Regions from separate parts of the Homo sapiens genome. Here region 2 is linked to region 1. Evidence: read pairs that join two places in POLR2A ChIA-PET (ENCODE). Cell type or tissue: GM12878. All regions are shown on one strand. Links, peaks and the distances in the headings refer to the core of each region. The heading gives the core; the rest is flanking DNA.

Evidence for each region. Peaks named below come from ENCODE experiments on the same cell type or tissue, not always from the same donor. Only the 100,000 strongest peaks of a DNase experiment are listed, where the experiment ranks them.
Region 2: POLR2A ChIA-PET joins it to region 1 with 6 read pairs; 2 of 35 experiments call an interaction of 5 or more read pairs at or near these places.

Annotation. Positions count from the first base shown.
Region 1 is chr15:77,605,490-77,610,826 of GRCh38, forward strand. All of the region lies in intron 3 of LOC105370906 (a long non-coding RNA gene), which reads left to right. Among named protein-coding and RNA genes, the nearest start is that of LINGO1, 25 kb to the right of the region's middle. RefSeq lists enhancers at 1-462, 1,718-2,012, 1,902-2,620. In GM12878, for the core only: no CTCF peak of the experiment used is centred there; a DNase peak (open chromatin) is centred at 2,897.
Region 2 is chr15:77,839,900-77,845,236 of GRCh38, forward strand. No RefSeq gene overlaps it. Among named protein-coding and RNA genes, the nearest start is that of LINGO1-AS2, 180 kb to the left of the region's middle. In GM12878, for the core only: no CTCF peak of the experiment used is centred there; no DNase peak of the experiment used is centred there; H3K27me3 peaks cover 289 bases.

The sequences.
Region 1 (5,337 bases), core at 1,338-5,337:
GGCTCCATGGCTTCAGGGTGCTCCTGGGGTGTGGTCCTTGTCTTCCCGTAAAAGTGTTTGGAGAGCTTTCTATTGTGGGGGTTGGGCTGGAGGTCAGCTGGAGGGCACAGCTGGGACCTGGGAACCCATCACAGGCTGTCCTGGCCCCTGCAGCTTTTTGCCTCCACACAGAACAATTCCCCATCTACCCCACACTTCCAGCAGTCCCTCCTGCCTCTGGATGACCCTGGGAGCCCGTCAACCTTCCAGCGTCCCTGTCCCTTCCAGCTGCCCTGCAGGAGAAAGGGAACAACTGTCCTCCTGGCTCCTGGCCAGCCAGGTGCCAGCCAGTGGTCAGGCAGTCCTGCTTCACGCTTCTGGCCGCAGGGCTTCGCCACAGTCCCTACTTCCCAGCTAGGGGCTCTGCCTGGACTCACCATGGGCAGAGGACCTTGTTATTCCCCAGAGACCGTCTTGTCTGGTTGGGATCTCAGAGCCCGTTGTACCCAACTCTGGCTGTACAGAGAGGGAAAGTGAGGCAGAGGGGCGAGGACTCCCCCCAGGTGGTCGACGTTGGCAGGCTGCCTGAGAAGGACACAGGAAGACTCCAGAAAGGTGACCTCTGGGTGGAGGGGAGTGACTGTTCTGATGGCAAGGATCCTGGGGGCTTTGGACATCCTGGCTCTGGACTGAGCTGCGCTTGGGAAATGGGCAAGAGGTGGTCCTGGGGTGGCCAGGGTGGGGCAGGCGGATGGGTCAGCAGACCCCTTGCTCTGTTCCAGGAGACTGCATGGCGTGGAGGGAGGGATTTATGGGCCCAGGTATAGGGCTGGGCCATAAAGGTCATTCTGCTAGAGAGGCTGTGACTCCGCCTCACTTTGGCAGTGGCGTGGGGGCAGGGAAGTCAGATAGGGGACACCACTGAGGCCTGGGGTGAACCCTGAAGCTGGAAGAATGTGAGATACCTAGTGTAGGCTTCTCCTAGGCCCTTGGGAGGGGTCAGTCCAGAGATGCTCAGGGTCTTATACAAGGTCACACCACCTCCTGGCACAGGGCTGTGGACAGAGCCCAGGAAAACAGATGCCTTAAAAGCTTCCCCCAGCCCCAGCTCTGGGTGCTGCGGAGGGGCAGCTGCATACCTCCTCCCATCCAGGTCTGCTCCCTGCGCCCTTGGAGTGTCCTGCAAGAGGTCTGGCAGTCAACGGGGGAACGAGGCTTTCCCGAGCCGGCTCTCTCCTCTTTACGACACCATATTTTTTAATGAGCTATGTAAATGTCTGCAAGTCAGACAGCAAAGGCAGGAAGTCAGAGCCTCCAGCTGCCGCCCCCGCCCCTGGGAATGGGTGTCCCCCTGGGGCCAGTCTGACCTTGTGTTTCCCATAGGAAGGTTTTCTGGATGCCATGGAAATGGCCACCTCCCAATTCAGCTGAGTCAGAACTGGTGCTATTGCCGACTGACTTGTTTTGTGACCTTAGGCCTGTCACAAAATGCTGTACCTCAGTTTCCCCTCACTGTACCTCAGTTTCCTCATTTACAGAATGTGCGCACACAAAGGGCATTTTGTGGTTTCTGAGGCTCCATGGCTTAGCCATGCAACTTGGGCAGTGGCTGGGCCTCTCTGAGGTTTGTGGTTCTCATCAGCAGAACAGGGAGCCGGCCATGCTGACCGCTGCCTTTGGGCTGAGCTTGGACCGCAGGAACCAGGAGGGATGCATCACGGGCAGGGCCCGCCTATCCTCTCTCTTGCCTGGCTTTCTCTTTCTTCTGCCTCCAGCTTCCTCCTCCTCTGTTCCTCCGGAACATCCTGCCACCCCAGCCACAGGATTGGCTGTCTACGTGGCTGTGTCACAGTCCAGACCGGGAGTGAGGGGGCGTAGGCAGTGGGTGTACAGGGAGAGCCAGACCTTGGGTCCCTGCTGGGGTCACATATAGGGCATGGAGAGGCCTCCTGGGTTGGCCTGAAGGCTGGGGTAGGAAGGAGCTGGGGCCGAGCACTGGGGCATCCCTCAGTCTCCGTGGCCCCTTCTCAGACACCAGCACTGTCACTTGGCAGGATGACAGGGCCTGGGCTGGGGCCACAGGACGAGCCATAATAGGCTTAAGGGGAGACTGTAAATCCCTTTCCAGGCTGAGCAATCAGCTCCTTCAGGCAGGCAGAGGCTGGAGCTCCCGGGGGAGGGCCCTGTACTCCTAGGGATGTGTCATGTGGTTGCTGTTCTTAGACTCCTGCCCCATGGTCCCTAGTGGCCCAGCAGGGACCAGGCCAGGCCTAGCGTGCCAGTCCCTCAGAGCAGGCTGCGGGGCCTGGGTCTCAGGGCCCCACAGGGATGCCAGGTGGGTTGGGGGCCAGGATGGGGGAATTGACTGGCAGAAGCTTAGAGCACGCCCCCGCCACCATGTGCTCACCCATCCAGGCCACAGCACACCCTCCTCCCCCAACTTCCACAAAGAAAGGAGGCCGTGCCTGCTTCACAGATGAGAAGCCTGAGTCTGGAGTGGTTCGGGCCCAATGTGGGGCTTTGTTTCAGGGAAGTATTGATGCCCTAAGTGTGAATCCTGACGTCAGCACCTAGCTGGTGGTGGGCCGCAGATAGTCACTTCTCAGTATTCTCATCTGAAAGGGAGCCTGTAAGCCCCTCCTCCTGGGATGATGAAATAAGAGAAGGCACATAGAGCATCTGGCCTGGGGCCTGGCACAAACCCTCAATGAACAGTAGCTATTGTGATTATTGCCATACTTCCCCCGTACCCTCACTATGGAAAGGGACTCAGACTGCACAGCAAACTTGGGTTCAGGTCCTGGCTTTTTCCTTACCAGCTGTAGATCACTGGGACAGTCACCATCTCTCTCTAAGCCCCCTACTCCTGAGCAAACCATACAGGGCTGTGCACCTGTGAGTGGTTCCTCAAAGGAATAAGGCACCACAGAGGTCCCTGTGACTTCCAGGGACTTCCAAGGTGATTTCCAAAGGTGGCCGTGACAACTCTCACACCCTGAGTGCCCTTTTGCGTGTGACTGCAGCTTGTCCTAGTGAGAGCTGGGCTCTGTCCTCCCTCTCGTTGAATCTAGGGGGATCTGAGACTGCCTTGGCCAATAGAATGCAGCCAATGTGGTGCTATGCGTCTGCCTGGCCTCGGCCTTGAGAGACCTGGGAGCTTCCATTTATGTCATCTTGGAGTGCTGAGTTACCTTAAAGAAGTCTAAAACTCAGAGAGACCATGTGGAAAGAGAGGAGCCAGCGGCCCTGCAGTCCTTCCAGCCTCCCAGCTGAGGCAACAGACATGGTCAGAAGCCATCTAGGACCTTCAGCGGCAGTGAAGTCTCCCCAGTCGATGCCACACAGAACTGAGATGAGCTGTTCTCACCAAGCTCTGCCCAAGTTCCAGAGCTAGGAACAAATAAACAGTTGTTTTAAACCACGAAGTTGTGGGCGTGGTCGTTATGCAGAAATAGATAACTGATCCAATCCTTCATGCCTTCTGCACCATCTTCACCCCAACTTGGCTTGTGCAAGGTTGAGCTCCTTGGCCCCAGCTGACTGGACAAGGGGATGGGCACCTGACTTCAAGGCAGCCAACCGATTGGCTGGTGAGTGACCATTCAGCCTTTTTTTTTCTCTGGAGACTAGGAATGAAGAAATCAAAGGCCTTAGCCAGACTACAAAGGAGGCTGGAGCTTGGGGTTTTTGAATGGGAGCTGGGGCGGGGATGAGTGGGTGACTTTCAGTCCTGTACAGGCTGTCATGTCATCAGAGGGCACCAAGTTGGGGAAAGAAGCAGGAAAGGTGATATGGAAGCAGGTTCTCTGAGGGTTCCATAAATCACTTAGCTCCAAGTGGGCTGTGCTCCCTGTTCCTTGTACCTCATGAACCCTGACTTCAGGCCCTAAAATACTCAAGGGCCCTTGGCCAGCTGGTGGCAGAACTTCCCCAGGGGCTCCTGATACCAGCCAGGGGTCTACACTCCTCCTCTTACCCCTTCTCCCTTGCTCTCTGTGACATATTCCCCTGTCTCCTTGTCCTCCAGGGCCCCAGGGCACAGCCACTCTCTCTCCTGGGCAAACAGGGCTCATGAGCTGGAGTCTGCTTCTATCCTCTCCACACAGCCCTGAGGCCTCCAGTGGCAAAGCAGAGGGTATGGCCAGGTTTGGTTTCTACCCCAACCCATTTGCCATCCCTGTTGTGTCCCGCACAGTCCCTTACCCTACCAGTTCTTGAGTTCAGCTACCACTCCCTTGCTTGCCCATAAAGATGTCATGCTAGTAACAGTGGTCATTAGTGTACCCAACAGGTGCCACACCCTGTGTAGGTGGGTACTTTACAACACTGTCTTCGATCTTCCCAGACACCCTGTAAACATAGGAGTTAACCCTATTCTGCATGTGGGACTCAATGGTGGAGGTGGGATTTGAACCAAGGTCAGCCTGACTCCAAAGCTCACGTTCCATCTACCACTCTGCTGTATGACTCTAGGCAGGTTACCTTCCCTCTCTGAGCCTTGTATTCTGACTTGTGAGGGGTAAACCAGGGAAGGGTTCTGGTGCTCACTGCTCCCTCTAATACTCATCTTCCTGGTGCCACCCTCGGGTGGGTCCACTTGAATGTCGATGGTGGGTTCCCAGTCTCAGCATCCTTTCTGGTTCCGGCATGTCTGCCTCATAGAGGAGCAGGCCTGGAGGCTGTGCTGCTTTCAGTCTCCTGGAAAGCAGGCTGGACTCTCAGGATTCAATATCTTGCCTTTTCCCCAACAGCTTCTTCCAACCTCATCCCCTTGGCCCCAGATTAAAAGGTGAGCAGAGCAGCGGGCTCCCAATAGGGTTTGAGGCAGCAGGGCATCCTGACTCCAACACCCCATGGGGTCTGAGGCAGAGCAGGGCCATCAGGGCTCTGGGGGAATGTGGGTGGCCCAGGAAGGCTCTGACCCTTCAAACCACCTCTGGGCTCAGGTTCCAGCTGTGTGTGTGCCAGGGCAAGGCAGTATCTGCTCCTCCTTTCCCCGTCTCAGAGGCTGTCCAGGCATGAAGAAAGCAGCCTCTCCAGCCTGGCTTCCCAGACGATGCCCTTTAAATCCAGCAGTGCTTTTAGCAGCAGTTGAGTTCACGACCCTCTTCCACAGAAGAAGGTTACACAGCTCTGAAGGGGCTGCACCTGGACTAAAACCCACCTGGGCTCTGCCCAGTCCCCAGTCCTCTCTGCTTGGGCAAACCCAGTCCATGGGTCCTGGGCACTCACATTCCCCCAAACTGATCCTGCCCCCATCTGAAAACAACCTAGTAATTTTCTCATGTTCTTGAGTTTCCTCAGGGGGCCGTTCTCTCCCAGTAGCCAGGAATAAATTGGCCCCTTGACCTCCCTGCT
Region 2 (5,337 bases), core at 844-4,843, 230 kb after region 1:
CAGTCCATCTGTAGTAGGTGCTGTTGATGCCTCACCCAGACTCCGTTTTCAAGCCAGGACATTTGTCTACTAGCTGCGGGTGGTGTTGGCTGTTAACAACTCACAGCTGTGCCCTTCTAGGGAGCAGTGCCCTCAGCCAGTGGAGACCAAACTTTGGTCATCAGGAAATGCCTGGGGGGGGGGTGCCTACTCTTCCCCAGGTGCAACCCACGGTCAGCAGGCAGATCCAGGAACAAAAGCCGCCCCTCGTGCCCTGACAACTCTGCAGTGCAGTGCAAGCACCAGAGCTCCCCAGGGGATTGGGTCCAGACCAGACTTTGGCTGAACCAGTTCCTCACCTTGGTTCTGCTCCTGTCCCACCCTGCTCCCCTCACCCCTCATGTGTGTCACTGAAAGCACTCAGATCCCTTTCCAGGCTCTGCCTTCCAGGAACCCAACCTAAGACTCCATCGCCCATGTAGGGCCAGTCACAGTGACATCTCCAGGCCCTGGGAGGCAACCCAGAGGACAGGTGGGGCCACTGGGGCCTGGGGAGGCGAATGCCAGGATGCTGAGCCCCCAGCCACCTTGCCCCCAGGCTACCCTGAAGGAACCAGCCAAAGCCTACCTGGTCTCCCTGACGCTGTGATTAAGTTTTGTGCCAGACAACGGGGAGCTGGAGCTTTCCCTCCTCCCTTTTTCTCTTTCCCTTTCTCTTCTTTTCAAAGGCTGAGCCCAAGTTAATCAGATAAATTCCTCAGCAGTCGCACCAACAATTTTTCTAAGGTTCAGTCTCCCCAGAGCGACTCATAATTACTCCAGACTGAGACATTAAAGCAAAGGGGAAAGAAGAGTGGGAAAAAAAGATGTTTTTAATTAAAAAATTAATTTTTCCAACACTGACGGCTGCCCAGCTGTGGCACTTCCCCACTCAGGAGACCATCCCCTCTATCCATCTCTTCCTCATCAAACCTCAAGGTTGGGGGGTGGGCCTGGGAAAAGCAGCCCCCTCCCTGAACAAAGTCACCTCCCCCTCCAGCGGAAGCCTCTCTGTCTCCCCTCCCTCACCTGCAAAGTAAGTGGTAGGACTGCAGGATTCTACATGGGAACCGCAGACAGAGGACACAGGCTTTGGCGTTGGGCAGATATGGGTTCCAGCTCTGTCACTGAGGATGCATGTGGCTTGCCTAAGTCCCCTCACACTTCTCTACTCAAGTGAGGTCCTCAGGCCAGCGGTGTCGACATCACCTGGGGGCCTGTTAGAAATGCAATTTGGACCCCATCCCAAATCAGCTGAATCAGAATCTGTGTTTGAATAGGATTCCCCGTGACTCATACCCACAGAACGTTTCAAGAAGCACTGCTTTGGTCAATCCGAGCTTCAGCCACCTGGAAAGTGGCTTAGTTTGCAAAGATTACGAAGTTGTGCAAGAAAACAGTTTAACAATCTGTAAAGCAGGAATCTTAAAAAAATATTCACGAGTTGTTAACCTGGGCCATTCCAGTGCCTGGAATCAAACCTCATATCTGGTTCAGGAGCTTGACCCCATGAGCCAGAAGCTTTCCTGCTCTCTTGAATACTTTGCTCCCTGTATCTGGGGCCCAGCCAGAAGTTTCCTAAAGGAACCAAAGAGTTTGCAATGCAGGAAATCTTGACTGGAGAAAATAGCCGCCCACTGTCTGAAGCACTGACCATTGTCCAGGTGCCTCCCCTGCTCACTGCGTGCTGGGGCTGCTGGTGGGGTTAGGGCTGCTGTGGGTGAGGGGAGCTCACACTCCAATGCCATGAGGATGGACCTGTCCACACTAGACAGATATCAACAGCCACAGGCTCCCATTCTTACCTTGCCATTCCTTTCTGGGGTCTTTCCTAAGGACACAATCCGTAATATGGACAAGTTTCACACCAAGAAGATTCATCAGGTTACCTTAAATAGGGAGTAAATATAAATAACACTGAGGGCAAGGCTAAGTGATTGTTAGTAAGGACGTTTCAAATGATATTAAAGACTTTGTAATGACAAGAGAACATGTTTATGATGTAATATGGGATACAGAACAGCTATACACTCATCTATGTTAAAAAAAAAAAAGTGTATGTACAAACACATCCTTATGCTGAAGCCCTAACTCTCAATGTGATGGTATTAAGAGATAGGACATTTGTGAGGTAATTAGGTGTAGATTAGGTCATAAGTGTGGGACCCTCATGATGGAATTAGTGCCCTTATAAGAAGACAAAGAGATATCTCCCTCTTCCTGTACATGGTTGCTCCGAGGAATGACCACGTGAGCATGCAGTGAGAAGGTGGCTGCTTACAGCCAGAAAGAGAGCCCCCATCAGACACCAAATCTGCCAGCACCTAGATCGTGGACTTTGCAGCCTCTAGAACTGTAAGAAATAATTGTCTGTTGTTTAAGCCACCCAGTCTTTGGAATTTTGTTATAGCAGCCCAATCAGACAGTAGTATATTTTAAAAGAGGTAAAACCAAGATAACAAAGAAAAAATCCAAAAATGGATTTAAGGCATGGTTTTGTACTGGAGACTTCAGAGGACTAAGGGAACAACTGCAAAACCAATAGTTACAGGGACAAGAAGAGAAAGAGAAACTCTCCCTCAAGATGACTGTGCAGAGTAAAATTTTAAAACACATGAAGAAGATTGATGCCAAAGCAAAATCAACAGTTAGGAGGCTTATTGATTGCAGAAAAAGTAAACAATAGGGAAATATTTAAATGACTCAATAGAAGCCTATTTGGACCCCTTAAAAAACTAAAGGAAGGCTGGTCATTGTGGCTCACGCCTGTAATCCCAGCATTTTGGGAGGTTGAGGCAGGTGGATCACCTGACATCAGGAGTTCAAGACCAGCCTGACCAAAATGGTGAAACCCCATCTCTACTAAATACAAAAAATTAGCTGGGCATGGTGGTGCATACCTGTAATCCCAGCTACTTGGGAGGCTGAGGCAGGAGAATTGCTTGAACCCGGGAGGTGGAGGTTACAGTGAGCCAAGGCTGTGCCATTGCACTCCAGCCTGGGCAACAAGAGTGAAACTCCATCTCAAAAAAAAAAAAAAAAACTGAAGGAAGCCAGGCACTGTGGAGCATGCTGGTAATCCCAGCCAGTCAGGAGGCTCAGGTGGGAGGATCACTTGGGCCCAGGAGTTTCAGTCCAGCCTGGGCAATGTAATTAAACCTTGTTCTTTAAAAAAAAAAAAAAGACTCAATAATTGGACAAATTTTAGACTAGACCTGTCCAAAGGAAAGTATAGTGAATTATAAGCTTATATTAAGAAATTTACACTCACGCCTGTAATCCCAGCCTCACACCTGTAATCCCAGCACTTTGGGAGGCCAAGGTGGGCGGATCATGAGGTCAGGAGATTGAGACCATCCTGGCTAATGCAGTGAAACCCCATCTCTACTAAAAATACAAAAAATTAGCCAGGCATGGTAGCGGGTGCCTGTAGTCCCAGCTACTCGGGAGGCTGAGGCAGGAGAATAGCGTGAACCCTGGAGGCAGAGCTTGTAGTGAGCTGAGATTGCGGCACTGCACTCCAGCCTGGGTGACAGAGTAAGACTCCATCTCAAAAAAAAAAAAAAAAAAGAAAAAGAAAAAAAGAAATTTACTCAGAAAATAGTATAAAAAGATAAAGAGATGAAAAATATGGAAGCTTCATTAAAAAGAACAAAATCTAATAGGAGTTCGAGGAGAAGAGAACCAAGGGATGAAAAAGAAGCAATAGTCGAAGACATAAAAACAGATCATTTCCCAGGATTAAAGAGAAAGATAAGTTCTCAGCTTGAAAGGAAAGTAAACATTGAGTGACTGTGCATCATAAACACAGCCAAGCCACTACGTGAACAGATGGTGGTACACTGAAGAATATAACAGACAGAGACAAAAACTTAAAGGCGACCAAACAGAAAAGACCATTCATTCACCAAAGAATGACAATATGGTTTGGATCTGTGTCCCCAACGAAATCTCACATCAATTTTTGTTTTTTTTTGTTTTTTTTTTTTGTTTGTTTGTTTTGTTTTTGTTTTTGAGACAGAGTTTCACACTCTTGTTGCCCAGGCTGGAGTGCAATGGCGCGATCTCAGCTCACCACAACTTCCGCTTTCCGGGTTCAAGTGAGTCTCCTGCCTCAGCCTCCCGAGTAGTTGGGATTACAGGCATGTGCCACCATGCCCAGCTAATTTTTGTATTTTTATTAGGGATGGGGTTTCTCCACGTTGGTCAGGCTGGTCTCAAACTCCTGACCTCAGGTGATCCACACACCTTGGCCTCCCAAAGTGCTCGGATTATAGGCGTAAGCCACCGCGCCTGGCCTCATGTCAAATTATAATCCCCACTGTTGGAGAAGAGGCCTGGTGGGAGGTGATTGGATCATGGGGGCGGACATCCTCCTTGCTCTTCTAGTGATAGTGAGTTTTCATGATATCTGGTTGTTTAAAAGTGTATAGCAGCTCCCCTTCTCTCTCTTCCTCTGCTCTGGCCATGTAAGACATGCCTCCTTCCTCTTTGCCTTCTGTTGATTGTAGGTTTCCTGAGGCCTGCCAGGCTATGCTTCCTGTACAGCCTGCAGAACCATGAGCCAATTAAACCTCTTTTATTTATAAATTATGCAGTCTCTAGTCGTTCTTTACAGCAATTCAAGAAATGAGTAATGCAGAAAATTGGTACTGGGAAGTGGAGCATTGCTGTAAAGACACCTGAAAATGTGGAAGCGAATTTGAAACTGGGTAATGGGCAGAGGCTGGAACAGTTTGGAGAGTTTAGAAGAAGAAAGAAAGATTAGGGAAAGTTTGGGACTTCCTAGAGACTTGTTAAATTGCATGACCAAAATACTAATAGTGATATGGACAATGAAGTCCAGGCTGAGATTGTCTCAGATGGAGATGAGGAACTTTTTGGGAACTGGAGTAAAGGTCACTCTTGCTATGCTTTAGCAAAGAGGCTGGTGGCATTGTGCCCCTGCTCTAGGGATCTGTGGAACTTTGAACTTGAGAGTGATGATTTAGGGTATCTGGCAGAAAAAATTTCTAAGCAGCAAAGTGTCAAGATGTAGCCTGGCTGCTTCTAACAGCATGTGATCATGTGCATGAGCAAAGAGGATCTGAAAGTAGAATCTATATTTAAAAGGGAAGCAGAGCATAAAAGTTTAGAACATTTGAAGCCTGACCGTGTGATAGAAAAGAAAATCCCATTTTCTGGGGAGGAATTCAAGCCAGTTGCAGAAATTTGCATAAGTAAAGAGGAGCCAAATGTTAATAGCCAAGACAATGAGGAAAATGCCTTGAAGGCACTTCGGGGACCTTAACAGGAGCCCCTCCTATCACAGGCCTGGAG